2 separate regions of the Homo sapiens genome follow, and region 2 is linked to region 1. Evidence: chromatin loops called from intact Hi-C (ENCODE). Cell type or tissue: mammary epithelial cell. All regions are shown on one strand. Links, peaks and the distances in the headings refer to the core of each region. The heading gives the core; the rest is flanking DNA. Region 1 overlaps ERC2 (ELKS/RAB6-interacting/CAST family member 2). Region 2 overlaps ERC2 (ELKS/RAB6-interacting/CAST family member 2).

Region 1 (6,963 bases), core at 1,690-4,189:
GGCCTCAAGCAATTCTCCTGCCTCGGCCTCCCAAACTGCTAGGATTACAGGTGTGAGTCACTGTGCCTGGCCCTACTACCAATTATTTTCTTTTAAAAATGGGATTTAGCCACAAAATGTATTGATATGCTGCACGGTCTTCCTATTTATAATCAACATTCAAGATCGAATTTTCCATTTGCTCCTCAGTTATCCCAAATCAAACTGATTTGTTACTCTTTATCTCCTGAATCCTTGAGCTCCCTACTCTGCTTTCAATAGCGTCCCATCCTTGCCAACAATTATGCAAACATTTGCACCACCTCAAATGGCTAAGGCAAAGACATATTTGCTTCTACATGCTTCTTTCCAATAACTAATTCTGTAAACACAATAAAGTACATTCCAGGCAGTGCTGAATTTTTTACAGTATTAGTTATAAACCCCTAAAATAATTTATAATGGAAATTCTGAGATATTCTTCACTACAGAGGATATTGGTCCTAGACCCAGCAACAAAACACGTGTTCACAGGCACACACAACTGTATGTATGCAATACACGTACACAGAAAAGAGTTCTGTTCACTTAACCCAAATTTATTCAGAACAGTTTATGTTATTTATTTTCATGAGTTTTAGACAAGATCTTTTTTAGCACATTACAGAGGCCTGGAGGGGCTTTCTGCATAAAAGACAAAGCCAAGCACTGTTAATGCAAAGTATAGTAACTCAGTGTTTTGAGAAACATGGCCAAATGTATTTGAACATGAGGCCATCAGGCCAAGAAATCTTGGTGTCTAGAGCTGAGAGCAAAATTGGCAGTTGGGTTCTTATTATCAGGAGAATTTCTTGCTACATTGTGGCCACTCAGCTTAGCCCACCTCAACCTTACAAGGATGCATATGCATGTTTTGAAAACATTTAAGATGCAAATATTTCATATCATACATATGCTGGTAAAACATGAGGCATGAGAGACCTGTTTGCAGTCCTTGCTGGGCCACTTACAAAGAATGTGACATTAATTCACCTTTTTTTTTTGAGACAGAGTCTCGCTCTGTCATCCAGGCTGGAGTGCAGTGGTGCAATCTCAGCTCACTGCAAGCTCCGCCTCCCGGGTTCACGCCATTCTCCTGCCTCAGCCTCCCGAGTAGCTGTGACTACAGGCGCCCGCCACCACGCCCAGCTAATTTTTTTGTATTTTTAGTAGAGACGGGGTTTCACTGTGTTAGCCAGGATGGTCTCGATCTCCTGACCTTGTGATCTGCCAGCCTCGGCCTCCCAAAGTGCTGGGATTACAGGCGTGAACCACCGTGCCCGGCCTAATTCACCTGTTTAACCTTTCTAACCCTCAGTTTCTTCATCTGAAAATGTCATAGCAATAGCATCTACACACTACAGGTTGCTGTGAGAATTAAATGAGCTAATACATGTAAAATGCTAGGCACAATGCCTGCAACAGTAAGTGCTCAATATGTATTAACTAAGATTAGTATCCATTTTATCTGACATTTCCATTATAAACCACACTCACAAAATCTGCATCAAATTTCTTTTTTTTTTTTTTTTTTTTGAGACGGAGTCTTACTCTGTCACCCAGGCTGGAGTGCAGTGGCACAATATCGGCTCACCACAACCTCCACCTCCCGGGTTCAAGCGATTCTCCTGCCTCAGCCTCCTGAGTAGCTGGGATTACAGGCGCCCGCCACCACACCCGGCTAATTTTTGTATATTTAGTAGAGACGGGGTTTCGCCATTTGGGCCAGGCTGGTCTTGAACTCCTGACCTTGTGATCCACCTGCCTCCGCCTCCCAAAGTGCTGGGATTACAGGCGTGAGCCACCACGCCCGGCCATCAAATTTCTTAAATGGATATTCTTACACAGTAAGAGTGCACCCACAAATGGTTTTGCACCATACCACCCAAAAATCTAAAGTCCAAAGATAAACTAAAAACTAGGGCCCATGCCATGCTGTATATTATGGAGGAAAAAGCAAAGAAAAATCTCCCACAACATGAGGCAAGAGACAGGAGTAGATCAGATCATCACACTAAGAAAACTGCTATTCAAACAGCTTACCTTTAGGAAGTATGAGAATTTTAATGTCCTTGGAGTGCTATTTGGGGTTCAGGAAGAATCTTTTCCTGGAATAAGATCTAAGAGGGCTTACAAATATTTCACCTTCAAAATGTAGCATTGAAAGAGCAAGATGACACGCTCGCTTCAGCAGTACGTACACCAAAACTGGAACAGAAGAGCAAGCTGAGGCGCTTGTTCCAGAGTTTGGCTTCTCACCCACTCCACATACGCACACATATTCAGGTAATTCAGGAAGCACTTCAGGAAGCCCCCTCATTATATATTTTAAAAGCTCCCTTTCCATCAATAAAAAGGCATACATTTCTAATAGGTAAACATCCGTCAGTTGAACAAACCTGAAGCATGACTATACCTAAGTAAAGTTGCCTTCATTTTCTAAAACTCCTGGGCACACTTAAATGGATGTGTGAAATTCCATGAACTCCAAGTATGGGACGGGGATCACTAAGGTGCTTTAACCTTATAACAGTGAGACCCAGTGAAAGATGGACTAACTGATGAACCCGCAAACCAGCAAAATCTTAATGCCTAATAGCAAACTATGTTGAATAAAGAGCCAATCAAAAATTTACTAGAACATGAAGGAGACTTTAAGAGACCACTTAACACAGGCTGCCTGGAGAGTGAGACCTTCTGAAGGTGCACTGCCATCTAAACACGATAATATTGCAGGGATCCCAAACAAAGTTATACACATGTAAGGGCTGAAGACATTTCTCACCCACCATAGAAACTAAAGAAGTTTCCCAACTGCCACCAGAAACTACAGAAAGTTCCCAACAGCCTCACAATCCAACCTTTCAAGTTGATCAACAGAACAACCCAAATGTCCAGTTAAATTCTGTCTGGCTAAACTCTGTAAAATGCAAAAAAGTAAGACATTATCAGTATTGTTCAGTGAGTTTAAAAGAAAAAAAGCTCAAAAAATCATATACTATTTCAATCTTGGCTGGTATTTATCCCTACAGTTGATACAACTGTTTTATTTTAAATGGATTGTAAAATGTTACCAGAATGGCCTTAAAATCAATTTAATAACTGATCTGCACTCTCCTGGTACACAGGAAAAGCAATGTCCAAAAATGTCCAAAGAGAAACCTGGCAAGAAGAAAAAAATAAATCTCATTCAAGGCTGCCATCTAGTGGGCAAATGAGGTGGCTGTAATGTTGCTAAGCAACATTTGGATGGCATATTTAAAACTGTAGAAATTTGGAGCTAAGAAGAAACTTAGTTCAGTGTTTCCCAAAGTATATTTCTTGATAGCAGGATTCTGCCATCAAATGCATTTAACACATGCTAGGTGAAATGCTGTGGAAAATACATCTTAACCATAGGATATCTCACAGCCTTAAATATGTTAACCTATATTGGAAATCTCTAAACGGAGACGTGGCATTCCGCACTTGTATTCAGTCAGGGAAACTCTTTACTTGTAGATGCCTCTGAACTCCTCATAGAGTGCTGGAGTTTCTCAAAACAATGTTTGGGAAATGCTAATCTAATTCAACTCTTGCCTCCATATTTTACACAGGAGGGCCCCAGTAATTGAAGTAACTGGTCCTCAATTGAAGTAATTGAAGTCCTGGTTCTCAGCGCTGCCTTATAGCTGGTCAAGTTCCATGGCAGGTGTGTCTTTGTAACCCGAGGGCTGGGTGAAAGCAGGAGGGAGGCTGTAAGGTGCTCCCCCTTGCTCCTCATCCTTAGCATTAAAATTCTCCTGTGGGAGGTCTGGAGGCTTCATGCTAAGTGCCTATTAGGCTTGGACATCCTATAACAGTTAAAATATTGATTTTAAAACCTAAAATAATACTTTCCTTCCAAGTTCTTATGGTTATTTTTTAATCTGGCTGAAAATTGATCTTAATGTTATAGTTCATCTCTATACGTTTTATTGTTATAGTTTTGTAAAAACACAAATTAAGAGTGTGTGAGAGTTATTTCTGATGCCTCCCATACATGTTCCATCTAAGGTTAAACCTGAAGGACAACCACAATATCTAGCAATGACTGTGGACATCAAAAACCAAAGTATTACGCATAAAATAATAGCTTTAACAGGGGCATGCCTGGCCGGGCACAGTGGCTCATGCCTGTAATCCCAGCACTTTGGGAGGCCGAGGTGGGCAGATTGCCTGAGGTCAGGAGTTTGAGACCAGCCTGGCCAACATGGAGAAACCCCGTCTCTACTAAAAATGCAAAACAATTATCTGGGTGTGGTGGTGCATGCCTGTAGTCTCAGCTACTTAGGAGGCTGAGGCAGGAGAATTGCTTGAATCCAGGAGGCAGAGGTTGTGGTGAGCCAAGGTCGCGCCATTGAACTCCAGCCTGGGCAACAAGAGCAAAACTCTGTCTCAAAAAAAAAAAAAAAAAAAGACATGCCTTACATTTGCCCAACTGAAGAAAATATTACATGGGATGCTAACATTGGAATTACAAAAGCAGCTTCCAGAGATGTTATTACAAACTATCCTGAAAACTTAAATAGATCTTCACTTGGAAATAGATAGAAAACTTTTTAAAAATACAACTGTGGGCATTGTGCTTATGGGCACCCCAGGGAACCTATGGAGACGTCAGCTATGTAGCAACTTTCAGAGTACTTTGTTCAGGTGGTCCTGGCTAAGTGGTCTCAGGTTCCACATCTTCTAGGGACAGCATGAGCCACAGCCAGATCTCCAACTCTCACACCTGTTCCAGTGTTTTTCACTGCTGTACCTTACCAGCTGGTTATTCTAAGAAGGAATCATGTGTTCACAAACTCTGGCTCCAGAGACCATTCCCTTCTCTCAAGACTGAAAAATGTAATAATAATAACTTAATGAAGATTAAAAATAAATACAAGTAATCCCAGCTTGGTACTTTTAAAATAATTTTGATGGCTATATGATATTCTATCACTGCCAGATTCCTATTTAGAAAATTTTAAGTTTTCTCTTATTTAAAAAAGTTTTACCTTATTTAAAAAACTGTTTAAGAAAACTTACTTTTCTTTTTCTAAAAAAGGGAGGAATTGCTCTCAACTTCTTTAGGCACAAAATGTTTTCTCTACTAAAAATCATCTCTAAAGGATATCTTCCAGAAGTGGAGTTACGGAATCAAAAGGTTAGACTCATTTATGTTGACAAGCTTTTTTCCCAAAATAGTTGTCCCAGTTTACACCAAATTTGGAACATTTTAGCCTCAGTTATGAATGGGAGGCTTGAGAGATAACTGTAGGTGTACAGACCACTTGTGGTTCAGTCCAGGTCAAACATGCACAGCAACTGGAAGGCTCTGGAAATGCTCATTTGTTTGCACATCTCTCAGACTTTAAGAAGCCTCTCCCTATATATGAGATACAAATGCTAAAGACTCCCCAGGTCTGTTGTGGTGGCTCTATAATCCCAGCACTTTGAGAGGCCAAGGCTGAGGATAACTTGAGCCCAGGGGTGCGAATCTGCAACGAGTTATAATCGCACCACTGCAATCCAGCCTGGGCTACAGAGGAAGATCTTGTCTCAAAAAAATAAAATAAAAATTTCCCAAACTCAAAGAAAAGCTCTTACTTAGGAATTCAACCTCAAGGTCTTAATAAGAGTTTAATACCTGCATATAGGATTGGTGTTTCAATGGGATTAACAGGGACCAAAATGCAAAGTGGAAACCAGACTAAAGTATTGTCAGTTAGTTTAGATGGATTGGGAGAGGGCTAGCGCCCAAGTTTCAAACCTGGCACAGCTTTGCACCAGAGAGCTGGCTTGTAATTGCTTTATGTCGTCCCCTTTTATTTTCCCCATGGATTGCTGCGGCATGATGGGATGTTGCAAAGTGACTCTAACAGGCAGAGACTAATTTGAAATACTTCCTTGGCTCCTCACATATTCTAAAGCACCCCCCAACAACTATACTCAGCCCAAGAGTTAACAGCATTCCTTAAGAGCCCTTAAACCCCTTTTTTTTTTCACTTTGAAAATGTAAGTTGATGGAATCCTGCTCGTTTACATTCTGTGTATTTTCTGACAGGACCCGCAAGTATTTTCAAAGGCTCCACTCTGAGTTAGAATTAGCACATTAGGGACAGCAGATTCACTGTTAAGGAGGAGGCCCCACCTCTGGCTCATTTTTCTTTCCTTACCTTGCTCAGAACAGGATTCCCCACATACCAACTGGCCAGCTGACACTGTTGCACATTTGCACAATCATTCATTCATTCATTCAAATATTTACTGTGCTCTTATTATGTATGTGTCAAGTCCCGGGCCGGGATCTGAAAGCCCAAAATGAATGTTGAATCAGTAACTCCAGCCTCATTCATCTATCAGTTGTGTCACCTTGGACAAGTAAGCTAATTTTCCTGAGCCTCAGTTTCCTCAACTGTAAAATGTGGGATAACAATAGTCTCTGCCTCACAATATTAAATAATTGTACATACTTCCCAAATTAAGTGTAATAATATACATAAAGAACATTATATCTAACACCTGTTAAATAGTCAAAGAATATAGTTTAGTCACTAATGTGAAAAAAGAAGATAATAATTTAGCTAATTCCGGTGAAAAATTATTGTAGCAATTATTCAAAGACCATGTGCCAAATATAATGTTTTATTTGGTATACAAATATTATATCTCCATAATGAAATTTCAACGTAGTTCACAATTCTTATTTCCATCCCCTAGTGGAGAATAAAGGGACAACGGCCTTAATCTTGACTTAGAAGTAACACAGTTATCATTTGTTCACACCTGTCCCTGAAGACTCTCTCCTTTCTCCATCTTTTCATCTACCTCTAACTTCTTGACACTGGGAAAGTGGCCTCTGGGGCACACTTGTCCTCTATGGATGTGTGAGAATAGCTGGTGCCATCTACATTTAGGTGTTGGCCTCTGGCATCAACTACT
Region 2 (6,963 bases), core at 1,664-4,163, 630 kb before region 1:
GTCAGGGGAGATTCCTTGGGAAAAAGAATTCCTAGTCTGGGCCTTAGAAAATGCCAGGAGACAGCTAGGCCAATTGGGGGAGAAAAGTAGTTCCAGGAGGGAGAGAAAGAACAAAGGCGTGGATTGGAGGAGGACATGGGATACGTGGAAAATGCCAGGCAGGTGAGTGTTCCAGAGCATCACATCCCTGCCAAGCAGCAGTGAAAATTGAGGCTGGAAAGGAAAGTCAGGGCACACTCCTGTGGGACTTTGTATTCACATGACATAAGCTATTTCCTTTCTTGTTCAAAGGAGGCCTGGTATAATGGTGCTCTTTTCATAAACCTAACTGGACATAGTTGGGTAAGAATTTTTCCATCCGAATCTGTTTGCTTCGTACCGCCATCCATAGCTGGCACTGTCAAATTCCCCAGACTAACTTGACAGACATAACTGTTTGAAAATCCGGCCACACTTCCCTTGGTAAAGAACGCTTTGCTTTCGATGACCAAAACAACACTATTTGTAGAAGCCAGGTAAAGCACCCAAAATTCCACCTGATATAACAAATATGAAGTGCTGACTCCATACAAAGTCCTATTCTGGGAATGAGTCAGAAATGTGGTGGAGAAGGCACCACCTCAGCAGCCAGTGGATTCTCAAGTAGACAGTGACACATCATGGATCTTAAAATGTAATGGTCTTTTATCAATGTGATTTTTTCCTTGTGTTTCTAATGATGACAATTTGATTGAATTTGACCAAAGGAAAAAAAATAAAAAGTACAACATCTACTTGGCCAAAGGAAGATAAAAGTGTGGAAAATATATCATAGCATTTGAAATTCTGCAGTATGGGCAAATGCAAGCTACCAGCAATTTCTTCAAATTAGCAGCTTAAATGTGCTACAGAGACACAGGAATCAGAGTAGCAGTGCTAACCTAGGCAGTCCTCAAAATGATCAAATTGGAGTTCATTTTCAAGAATCTTATGGAAGTTTTTGCTGCTGTTAAAAATTTTAAATATTTGACTTTGTTTGTTTATACTCTGCCTTGGTCCAGAAAGGATTAAAGCATCTAATACCAAACAGAAGAGGGTCATATTACTGGAAGAGTGAGTGCTTGAGTTCCTCCTCCTCATATTAGAGGAGGAGTGAGGGCTCCAGTTCCATCTGCCATGCAAACGTCAAGTTGGTTCCGACCGAGACTTGGACCATGCTGATTCAAACCCAGAAAATGTTTCTAAACCAGAACATTCTGATTCAACACAAAATTCCCCAGCTGTGGAGCAACAAGGGAAGAACTGTGAATCCACTTCTAGAGGAAGGCTGGGAACCAATGAGCTTTATCAGCTGAGCAAAATTCCAGATAAAGAATTCATGTTCTCTGATTTGTTCTCCATGCCCACATGTGACTTGTTTCTGACCTGAGGATGGTATAAAGTGGCACAGTGCAGTGGGAGGCACAAGCCCCACTGCCTGGTTTGCATTTCAGTTTCACCACTTGGGCAAGTCACCTGAGCTTTCATTCCCTCAGTTTCCTCATTACCACAGAGGATTACTGTAAAGACTGAAAGAATTAATACATGAAGACAGTGCCTGGCACATATGAAGTGCTCAATAAATGTTAGCTGTAATTATGATTTTCTATTCCTCTGTTAAGCACAGAGAGAACTACAGAAGTAAAGACCCCTACTTTGTCATGTTAAGTATAGTGAACCCCAAGTTTCTCTTCAAAGAATCAGTATGTCAGTATGTTCAGCTCTCTTATTCTTTGATTTTCCATTTTAAAGTTTAACTTCCTGGTTCTCTTCGCCCTCTTGCTTCTAGTTTCAGTAAACAACATTTTTCCACCAGTTTTAATCAGTAGTTCACATCTGTTCCCCTGGTCACCTGCTTTGACCTCAGTCATGCCTGGTCACCTGCTCTGACCTAAGTCCCCTTTAGTTATCTATTCCTAACTGTCCTTCCCACCAAACTATTCACCCTGCCACTCTGGTTCATACCCCTGCTCTGTTTAAAATAGCCAATCAGAATTAGCTTAGACTGAGCAGTCCAACCCTAGCCAATAGAGGAACGACACAGCAGTAGGGTCCTGCATCAGGAATAAGAACTACTTCCCCTCCCCTGTCCAGGTGTGCTCTCGCCATTGTTCCATCTGCAAGGGGCACCCTTTCTGCAGAAAGTAAAAATTGACTTGCTGAGAGAATTAAATTTATGTTCAAGTGCTATTTCTTTGCAGCACTGGGTAACAAGCATTTTGCATTTCTAACAGTCTATAGGGAATTTCCAGTCTTGCTTCATGTATGATTGCCAAAGGAGAATCTGCCAACGGTGATCAAGAGAAGGGAATTCCAAAGAAAATTGGGTTAGGACTCCAACAGCTCAAGAGAGAGGGGTTTATGGCATATTCAGAATTTCAGAGGAGGTTTCCTAAAGGAGCATATCTGGGCTGAATCCAACAGGTAGGATGTAGGCAGATATTGGGCATTTTAGATAATGGCAAGCAATAAGCACAGAGATGTGAAAAAAGGAATGAACACTATTTTTAGAAGAGGAAAAATGATACCTCATTATCTGGGAATGGTGGAAAATTCATAAAACTGCGCAGGGGGGCCCATGCGGGAGGAATGTGAGGACGAGTCTGAGGTAGTTGAACCTAATATGGTTGGAAATAAAGAGGAACTGACAATGTGTCGCCACGGGAGGGACACAGAGAACGTGGTGTTTCAGGAAGGTGAACATGGCTGGGGCATGCAGGGTGGATGGGATGGGAAAGTTCTGAGTCAGGGAAACCACCCCAGACTGGTGCTGAGAGGACAGAGAGGAAGTGGTGGATGGGAGAGGTGCCCTGTGGGAAGAACAGGCTGGCCTTGGCCAGTGACTAGACATGAGGTGTTAATGCTCAGGGTCTGGAGTCTGACGGCATGGGTCTGAGGCTCAGCTCTGCCACTCAGCAGCCTTGGCTCGGGGCACTGACTCAGTGGAAACCCAGCTTTTTCCTCTGCAAAATGGGAATAAGTGTGCTGACTTCACCTGGATGGAAAGCACTTAGCACAAGGTCTGCTCATCCCAAAGTGGTCAATAAATGGTAACCATGTCTGTGGTGTCGGTATGATAAAGAAAAAGGAAGAAAAAAAATGAGAAAACTGAGGTTTCTACCTGGTCCTGAAGCCACTGAATGAGACACAGTCCTGGCTGGTCCCTAGTTCCCTCTTCCAGAGACCTCATTAACATTTAATATCAGCCACTTAATGCCTGATAAATTAAGATGTCAGTGTAAATGGAGGCTTGTTTATTATGTCCCTTTTATTACATACCCCATCCATTTCCATCTCTCCATGGAAACCAAGTCTTTCCAAAAAGGAAAATGGTGATAACCTTGTTTTATTTAAAAGAAATAGCTTAGGCCAGGCACGGTGGCTCACGCCTGTAATCCCAACACTTAGGGAGGCCGAGGTAGGCGGATCACTTGAGGTCAGGAGTTCGAGATCAGCCTGGCAACATGGTGAAACCCCATCTCTACTAAAAATACAAAAATTAGCCAGGGGTGGTGATGCATGCCTGTAATCCCAGCTACTTGGAAGGCTGAGGCAAGAGAATCGCTTGAATCTGAGAGGCAGAGGTTGCTGTGAGCCCAGATCGGACCACTGCACTCAAGTATGGGTGGCACAGTGAGACTCCGACTCAAAAAAAGAAAAAAAAAAAAAAAAGAAAAGAGAAAGAAATAGCTAAGTTAAAAAAAAAAAAGTAAGTGCTTTTCACTTTATTTCATAAGAAGAGGGAGGAGGAGGCTGGGCGTGGTAGCTCACGCCTGTAATCCCAGCACTTTGGGAGGCCGAGGCTGATGGATCATGAGGTCAGGAGATCGAGACCTTCTTGGCTAACATGGTGAAACCCCGTCTCTACTAAAAATACAAAAAATTAGCCGGGCGTGGTGGCGGGCGCCTGTAGTCCCAGCTACTCGGGAGGCTGAGGCAGGAGAATGGCGTGAACCTGGGAGGCGGAGTTTGCAGTGAGCCGAGATCGCGCCACTGCACTCCAGCCTGGGCGACAGAGCGAGACTCCGTCTCAAAAAGAAAAAAAAGAAGAGGGAGGAAAAAAGATGACACATTGTACCAGTGATTACCTGCCCATTTTAAGCCCTGTCAGCAACACAAAGACTTAAACCGAAGTGAAATACAGGGCGCATTATCCCTTTAAGCCCTTGAGTTAACTCAAGGGGACTGAAAGGCATGTCTGTATTTCTACAGGAGGTTTGTGGTGGGTTCAGAAAACATTTAAAGAAGTACCCTATTATCTCAGGTAGGTGTGTTCCAAAGAATCTAAACTGAATGTACGTCTGTTTTGGTTCCTGAAAAATGTTTCTCAGCTACTTTCGCTTCCCAGAGTCCATCTTGCACAATACAAATTACAGAAGTGAGTTGCATTTTACCTAGTAAGTCTGGAATGAGCAGCTAAGGAAGTGGTAACACAGGGAAATGTTTCTTTAGCATGCCTTTTTGACCTTTGCAGAACTGTCCTTGATGGCCCTGAGCATGCCAGCCTTTACCTCCCAGTTAAGCTTGAGGTATTTGGAAAACAAGTTTTGAAAAAAGCCACACAATCAAAGGAGGTCAGGCAAATGACTTGGTACTGATCAGCACCAATGATTAGCCCTGGTGGTTACTGATGTAAGGACCCCGGATCCTTTAAGAAACCAGAAGGAGAGAAATGATGGAGTAACTTCCCTAAGTCCGCTAAAGCATATTTGCTGAGAATATGCTCTCCAGTCAGCCTAGGCTCTGGAATCCCTGAGCAATTATCATTTTTTCCATTCTTTACACATGCAACTCATTAGCATTACAGCATAAATGAGTTTTACTAGCCAGGTCTGCTTATTTACTGAATAAAGCCCAAGCCAGTGATTGCTTTTATTACAGAAGGAAATTCATGGCTTCTCACCAATCCTTTGGATAAGGTGGCATTGGAAAAGTAACCTCTAACCAGACACATGGTACAGAAGAATTGCTACTGCTCACCAGAGATATAAAATCCAAAAGGAAATGACTTTACCCACCATAGAAGCTCCACAGTACTCACAACTTGTCATCTGTGTATAACAGCACAGGTCATAGGTCCTCTCAGACCTGGAGTTCCTTCAACACGTTCAGAGCCAGGTGACCCTGGACAAGTAACATTTCTGAGTCTCAGTTTCTAGCCTTTAAAATGGAACCAATATCTACTCACTTCACAGGACATTGTACAGGTCAAATGGATTAGTGCATATAAAGTCTTTAGGATTATGCCTGGCCTGTGGGAATCATCCCAGAAATATCTGCTATTGCTATTAATGTAAAATCAAAAAAGCACAACCTCTATCCCACTGAACAGTGTTGTCATTCAGGGCTCTGAGTAAATTATTTTCAGTGGATAAATCATCTCTGAATGAGACAGGAACAAACTGAAACTTGGCTTCAGCTCCACAAAACTGTTGGGTCCACTCTTTCTTCAGAAATTTCTTCTTTTGGCCGGGTGTGGTGGCTCACGCCTGTAATCCCAGCAATTTAGGAGGCCAAGGCGGGCAGATCACCTGAGGTCAGGAGTTCAAGACCAGCCTGGCCAACATGGTGAAACCCCATCTCTACAAAAATACAAAATTAGTCAGGCATGATGGTGGGTGACTGTAATCCCAGCTACTCGGGAGGCTGAGGCAGGAGAATCGCTTGAACCCAGGAGGCAGAGGTTGCAGTGAGCTGAGATCACGCCATTGTACCCTAGCCTGGGCGACAGAGCGAGACTCCATCTCAAAAAAGAAAAAAAAGAAAAAAGAAAAAAAGAAATTTCTTTTTTCTCTGGGTCTGTTTAACAATCATTTTTAGCAGAGCAGATCAGATTGGCCATATGGGTGAGCCAATATCGTCACCTTAATATTTAGAAGCTAGGCAAGATTAATGAGAAGATGAGTGTCTTAAAGCCACAGAAACACAGGACCATAGAGCTGCTCAGGCCCTTGAGAACCTTTTAGTTTAACTCTTTCTTGATAGAGACATCACAAAAGAAAGTGTCTTTCCATGGGCCACAGGTCATGAAAGAGACAGAAGCAGGACTGAAATCATCAATCAAGGGACTTTCTGTGACCTTCCATTTTTAATTTAAAATATTAGATGTTCCTTGGAATTTTAATAGAACTTGGATGTAAAATCATCTGGACTGGGACTTGGTGCTTTTTTTTTTTTTTTTTTTTTTGAAGAAAGGGGGCGGGGGTCATATTTTAGCTACTGATTTAGTCCTTTTAGTGGTTACTGATATATTTAGGTTGGCTTTCTATTTAATTTTGAGTAAGTTTAGAATTTTTTTCAGAAAATTGTATCTAATTTTTAAATATATTGGCACAAAGTTACTCATAATATCTTTTATTGTAAAAAGTCTCTTTGTATCTATAGTTATACCCCCATTTTTCTTCCCAAGGAAGCATTTTGTATCTTTTCTCCTTCCTTTTTCTTGTTTAACCTGGACAATGATTAGACTACAGAGGAGATGTCAACAGAATTTTCTGCAACAATGGAAATCTATTATCTACAGTGTATGATATGAACAGACCTGCATTGTCCAATACTGTAGCACTAGCCACTAGCTCAGTGTGGCTGTTGAGCTCCTTGAAATATGACTAGTGTGACTGAGAAACTGAGTTAAACATTTTGTTGCATTTTAACTAATTTGAATGTAAATTGTCATGTTACCATATTGTGTCATGCAGGTCTATGATATACATAGGGTCTTTTCAAAGATTCAGCTTTTATTTTGAAAACCATCTCATATTATTTTTGTTGTTGCTATTTTCTATTTACTTATGCCTTTGCCTTAAACATTTTTCCTTCCTTCTACTTCTTTCTGTTTACTCTGACTGTTTTTATGAAGATCAATCAGTAGCCAAGAAATAGACTGGCACAGGGTTCCATCGAGGCCCAAATCCCTTCTTCCTTGGATTCCAGTCCTAAAGGCTC

What was found. Peaks named below come from ENCODE experiments on the same cell type or tissue, not always from the same donor. Only the 100,000 strongest peaks of a DNase experiment are listed, where the experiment ranks them.
Region 2: a loop joins it to region 1, with 7 times the contacts of the local background. A loop is called at or near these places in 1 of 110 quality-filtered maps.

Annotation. Positions count from the first base shown.
Region 1 is chr3:56,248,322-56,255,284 of GRCh38, forward strand. The region is part of intron 3 of ERC2 (ELKS/RAB6-interacting/CAST family member 2); the gene reads right to left. Among named protein-coding and RNA genes, the nearest start is that of ERC2, 220 kb to the right of the region's middle. RefSeq lists an enhancer at 5,735-6,347. In mammary epithelial cell, for the core only: a CTCF peak has its summit at 3,233 (motif pointing left); no DNase peak of the experiment used is centred there.
Region 2 is chr3:55,621,701-55,628,663 of GRCh38, forward strand. The region is part of intron 17 of ERC2 (ELKS/RAB6-interacting/CAST family member 2); the gene reads right to left. Among named protein-coding and RNA genes, the nearest start is that of ERC2-AS1, 18 kb to the left of the region's middle. In mammary epithelial cell, for the core only: a CTCF peak has its summit at 2,678; DNase peaks (open chromatin) are centred at 2,301 and 2,811; H3K27ac peaks cover 772 bases.